2 separate regions of the Homo sapiens genome follow, and region 1 is linked to region 2. A link is a loop called in an ENCODE intact Hi-C map of the cell type or tissue named here. Cell type or tissue: testis. All regions are shown on one strand. Links, peaks and the distances in the headings refer to the core of each region. The heading gives the core; the rest is flanking DNA.

Region 1 (2,725 bases), core at 1-2,500, 96 kb before region 2:
AAACAGGGTTCTAGATGGTCTCTGGTGAACAGGTTTTTATTTTAATTGTATTAAAATTATAAGAACATTAAACCTGTGATTTCCCAGATGTTGTTTAGAATGAGCTTGTAGCAGGTGTTTACATTTTAAAAAATGAGTCACTTTTAAGAAAAAAAAAATTAAGGAAAAATGGAGCAGTTTGTACACTGATATGGCCAATTATGAAGATGGTATTTGACAGTGCAGCTTGTGAAATCTAGAGCTGGACAGTTTTCATGAAGCCTCATGGAAGTGTGGGGTGCCAGGGCACATGCCCAGCTACACACACATACACACAGCCTCTCTGCGCCTGTCTGCAGAGTAGTGCCTGTCTGCAAGGGCATTTTCTGTATCCCTGATCTCATTTCATTTTCAAAATAAAACTGAGATTGGTTATTAAAATCATCTCAGCCGGGTACGGTGGCTCACGCCTGTAATCCCAGCACTTTGGGAGGCTGAGGTGGGTAGATCACGAGGTCAGGAGTTCAAGACCAGCCTAGCCAATATGGTGAAACCCCATCTCTACTAAAAATACAAAAATTAGCCAGGTGTGGTGGCACATGCCTGTAGTCCCAGCTACTCAGGAGGCTGAGGCAAAAGAATCACTTGAAACCAGAAGGCCGAGGTTGCAGTGAGCCGAGGTCACACCACTGCACTCCAGCCTGGGCAATAGAGCGATTCCGTCTCAAAAAGAAAAAGAAAATCATTTCGCAGAGGAGGAGACTAAGGTTCAGAGAGGATCCCTGACTTGCCCAAGGTTGCGGTAATGGCAAGAGAGGCCCAACAGCTCTCCTGCACACTCTCCCACCCTCCCTCCTTTCCTGAAATGAGTGCCTATGCATGCACACTCACACCTACCCACACTTCCCTGTACTGGGAAACACGGAGCAGTAGCTAGTTATGACTGCCCCTCCCTGCCTCTTATCCTCTCCACACTGCATCGGTGTCCCTCCACTCCAGGAGCCCAGATACATACGGGTGCAGTAGTGGTGATAACGCCCCCATGCGATGGCTGCACTGCTGCAGATGCTGGCCAACGCTGTCACAAAGCCCTGGAAGCCGTGAGCCTGGCAGCCGTCCGAGCCGTAGGGCCAGCGCCTGTGGGAGACACTGGGCACCAGTGACCTCTCCTCCGATCCTTTCCACCTCCCACACCTGCCAAGTACAGCTTGGAGTGTGTGTTCCTGAATGCTGCCCTTCTTCTCTGAAGAGGGCCTTAATATTGGTGTCTTTCCTATGAGGCGTTGGAGCTCAAGTAACTGGGCTGAAGGGGTGGAGCCCAATGCACACTCTCCAGGCTGGGTGACTTTGACTGCACCATGGTTGGGCCATAGGCTCTCTCTGCGTGATCAGATCCCTCTGTCACAGGAGAGCTCATGCCTGTATTTGATAGGTGGGGAAACTGACATTCAAAGAGGCAAAGATACTGAAGCCAAGGTCACACAGAAGATGAAGGCAAAGTCAGAGGGGAGATCCCAGGCCTCCCCAGCCTAAAAGGGCAAGCAAAGGTGGAAACTTCAATTCTCTGTGGGAGGAAGAGTTCTCACTGATGCAGACCCCCCAGGCTGGTCAGCACTGAGCATGCACATCCGGGGGGGCTCCAGCCTCCGTCTGTAGTGTCCAAAACCAGAATGAGAATGTCCAGTCTGCTTCAGAAAACAATTTTATAAACACCTTCTGAAGCTGTGATGGAAGACCCTGGTTTTTGTATAAGGAGGTATTAGACACTAGCTAGTTATGACTGCCCCTCCCTGCCTCTTATCCTCTCCACACTGCATCGGTGTCCCTCCACTCCAGGAGCCCAGATACATACGGGTGCAGTAGTGGTGATAACGCCCCCATTTGTGTTCACAAACACTTACGTAGAGTCCTAGGTATCAAGCATTATTTTAAGTTATTTACACATAATAGAAGTAAATACTTCCAACCACCTATATGAGTTAGGAAATAATATCCGATTTATGGAAGAAGCCCAGAACTAGAAATGCTGAAGCCAGAATGCAAACCTAGGTTGCTTGGTTACAGAACCCACACCATTGATCTCTACAGCCTACCATCTCTTTCATCAGGTTTCAGCAACCCCTGTCTTCCAGAAATCAGCTGTCGTTCTTCAGAATCAATCTGGAATTCAGCCCATTTTAGCCTGCCCACCCTCTGCCCTTGGCCAATTTTCTGTAAGTAGTAAAAATGCCCTTGGCCTGGCTGCCCAGGGCCCAGGGGTCAGGCCCCAGGCAGGACCCCAGAGCCTGTGGACTGGGGAGGGGGCTGGTACCGGAGAAGGCTGGATGTGGCTGCAACGAGGGCATTCAGGCTGATCCCACTGTCCGCAAGAGCCAAGCTCAGCACCAGTAGGTGGCAGGGAGTCCGCAGCTCCGGGGTCTTGCAGAAAGAGAAGATGGTCAGGGTATTGAGGCTGAGACCGGAGAGAGCTGAAAGGAAGGGTGGGGGCTGGCATTGGGGCTGCTGAGGCCCAGCTGGGGTCAGAACAGTGTGTGTGGGGTGGATGGAACATCAGCAACCTCCTGGACAGACAAGGAAGACAATCAATATAGGGTAGCATGCTTCATGCTATAACAGTCATAATCACTGACAGCTGCCAGGCACTTAGCACACACCAGGCACCAGGATAAGCACTTTATATGAGTCATCTCATTCAATCTTTACTTGGATACTCTCTTCTCCATTTATAGCTGGGAAACTGAGGCTC
Region 2 (3,036 bases), core at 311-2,810:
CCATCACTGAAATGATATCATTTTGTGTGTGATATTAATTTAAAAAAGACATAAACTTTGGGTTCTAAAAGGTGACTAAGGAAAACAGGCACTTTAAGATCACACTGATATGGGTATCAGGATGGGGAGAAGAAAAATAGAAAATTGGCATTTACATTTTTACTAATAAAAAAAAGCATCAATAGCTAAGACTTATGTAATGCTTACTAAGTGCCTGCACGTTTAACCATAAACCTATAAGACAGGTTCCAATATATTCATTTTACAGGAGAGGAAACTGGGCACACAGAGGTTAAGTAATTTGCCCAAGGTCACATAAGAAATAAGAGTTGAGATTCAAATAGAGGTAGTCTAGCTACAAGTATCATGTACTTATCACACTGCACTATACTATACTGGCAAGAAACTAAGTTGCTTTCTTGAAGAAATCCCTATTCAAATGGCATGCATATGATTCACTTGGAAAAATTAGACTAATCAACATCTGGCTGAAACCTTTGTTTCAGAAATAAGCCTCCTATGTACTTTGAGATGATTAACAGTATTTCTGCATTACTGTAATAAACATTTGTCAAAAAGAGCAATCACCTCAGTCATCATACAGACTTCTTTCCCTTCATTAAAGACTTCTAAATATAACTCTTCTGTATCAAAGAACTTACAAATGTCTCAAGAAAGTAATGGTGTAGCAGTGTAAGAGAAGTAAAAGTCTGCTAGGGGAAACTAATGAAGCATTTTCCTCATTACACTTTTGGGTTGATATATTTCATTAAGACAGAACTAGTTCTGTTTTGCTTTGCTTTTTAGTGCTTAGTCTGAGAGGCAATGCGAGAAACCAAAAGTCTTAGGAGAAAAACTGCTTTCATAATTTCCAGTGTAAGCCACAAAGAAGCTTTTCTATAAAGGCTTGAAAGCTTGAAGAGGTGACAAGAGCAAGCTGTATTCAATTAGACAGTTCAATAAATATGCAAAAATAAAAAAACACTTAGCAATCATGAGTATACTGTTTGTATTCTGGAAAAAGCAACATATTTCATGCTTTGAATATTTTCTCTTGAGAATAGTTTTAAAGTTATTTCCTTTTGTAACATTCAAAAGTAAAACACACATATATAATTCCATCAAGGATTCTCTGTATGATTAACATTCTGTACAAGTCAAACATGACCACATCTATATTGGAAAGAGAGCACTGAGAAGCAACAGCAGGAGAATGCATCACCTGTGCCTGTTTCAGGATGAACAGTTTTGTTAAGTTCAGCAGATGAATGTAACAATGACCACTTGTTTCCAAATACCCAGATGTTTCTTACTGGCTCCTCACTAATCAATAACACAAGTGCTAAGTTCTAAGTATTTAAAAAAACAAAAGACTGCAGGTGACTCCTTCTCTCTGGTCCCTTTACCAAAGCTCCAAATCACTTATGACATTAATTACAATATTCTGCACTCCAAAAAAATATGCAAACACAGGTTTGCTAAATTTTAGTTACTCAGTGAACCTACTAAATTTTAAAGTAGAAAAAAGACTTACATTCTCATGACACAAACTTTAGTTTTCACATTCACCAAAACATTTTAAAATCACTCAAACATGAGAATTGAAAATGTGTGTGCTTATTTGGGAGAGGATTACTGCATTTATTCTCCAGAAAAAAAGGCAGACCTGAGGCATCACATTACCGGAACATTTAAATATGATGACATGTTTCTTATCTTCTAAACTTCAACGAAAGCTGCTTGTACAAACTATTTAATGCATATCTGCCCCATTAAACAAGATATTTGATGTAGCAGAGAAGCCAGAAGCTGAGTCACTTCATTTCTTTCTGTTGCCTCCAGTTGCCAGCATAGTTGCAACTCGCATAAATATATTTAATGTATCCATGTAGATACTCAGCATCCTAGAAAAGAAAATTATGCCCATTATATATGATGCAATTCTAATAGTGATGTTGAATTCTTAATATAGAAAAGAAGAAAAATACTATTTGTCTTAGTGATATAAAATGGAAATTAAAAATAAGATGTTTAACTGCCAACTAATGAAGTACTAGACTAGAAAATAGTTAAGGTCTTCCTTTTGGCAGACTCATCTTTTAAATGTTAAAGAGCAGTTTAAAAAAATCATTATTTTATTCTCTGACACTCTGCATATATCAACTTGCAAAGAAAACTAGGTGGCAGACAATGAAATAATCAAAACAAGACCAAAGAAACACCTTTATAAAAACCTGTTAGACACAAGTCTAGCATTTTTTAATATAAAAGACCCACTTCACCCCTCTAAAGAAAACTTCTACAAATCTGTAAGCTTTACAGTACAGCAACTTTTTCTTCCCCCTAAACCATTACATTAAGTTTTATTTTTAGATAAAATCAAATTACTTTAAAAAAATGTGACAGACACAATGAAACTCAAGAAAATTGTTTAAATAAAATAACCCACTTTGGTCGACTCCAAGAAAAAAGAAAAAAACATAATAACAATTAATACCAACTAAAGTTGCATATCTCTGAAACTAGACTCTTTATACTGAAGAGTTTCTAATTTCTAGAAGTATAAAATAGGCTTTTCTATTAAAAATTCCATGTCAATTATATACATTTTCCAATAAATAATACTTGATTAATACATTTCTTCAGTTTTAAAGTCTGCAAAATACACTACCAAAAAAATTAACTGAGCAGTAAGAGCACATTATTTATTGCACCCTGACACTGGCTCACAAAAATAGACAAAATATTCTGATAATGGAATGAATACCTAAGTATTACACTAAGTTGCAATAAAATCAAGAGGTTTTTTTGGATAGTTTACTAAAGAGAGAACAGACAAAACTGCAACAGAAGTAAAACAGGAAATCTGACAAAGCCATTGGTGTGGTTTGAGCTGTGACCCTCCTCTGCCCCCCAACAAAATATAATGAAATCCTAATCCCTGGTACACAGGAAGAGCACCATGTGAAGATGGAGACAGAGACTGGAATGATCCATCTACAAGCCAAGGAATGTCAAGGACTGCCAGCAGTAACA

What was found. Peaks named below come from ENCODE experiments on the same cell type or tissue, not always from the same donor. Only the 100,000 strongest peaks of a DNase experiment are listed, where the experiment ranks them.
Region 1: a loop joins it to region 2, with 7 times the contacts of the local background. A loop is called at or near these places in 12 of 110 quality-filtered maps.

The regions. Positions count from the first base shown.
Region 1 is chr10:84,247,313-84,250,037 of GRCh38, reverse strand. It overlaps RGR (retinal G protein coupled receptor), which reads right to left. Exons shown (of 7, transcript NM_001012720.2): 2 at 2,291-2,447; 3 at 995-1,116. Among named protein-coding and RNA genes, the nearest start is that of RGR, 3.6 kb to the right of the region's middle. In testis, for the core only: no CTCF peak of the experiment used is centred there; a DNase peak (open chromatin) is centred at 1,077.
Region 2 is chr10:84,151,132-84,154,167 of GRCh38, reverse strand. It overlaps GHITM (growth hormone inducible transmembrane protein), which reads right to left. Exons shown (of 9, transcript NM_014394.3): 9 at 600-1,904. The coding sequence ends at 1,820. Among named protein-coding and RNA genes, the nearest start is that of GHITM, 13 kb to the right of the region's middle. In testis, for the core only: no CTCF peak of the experiment used is centred there; no DNase peak of the experiment used is centred there.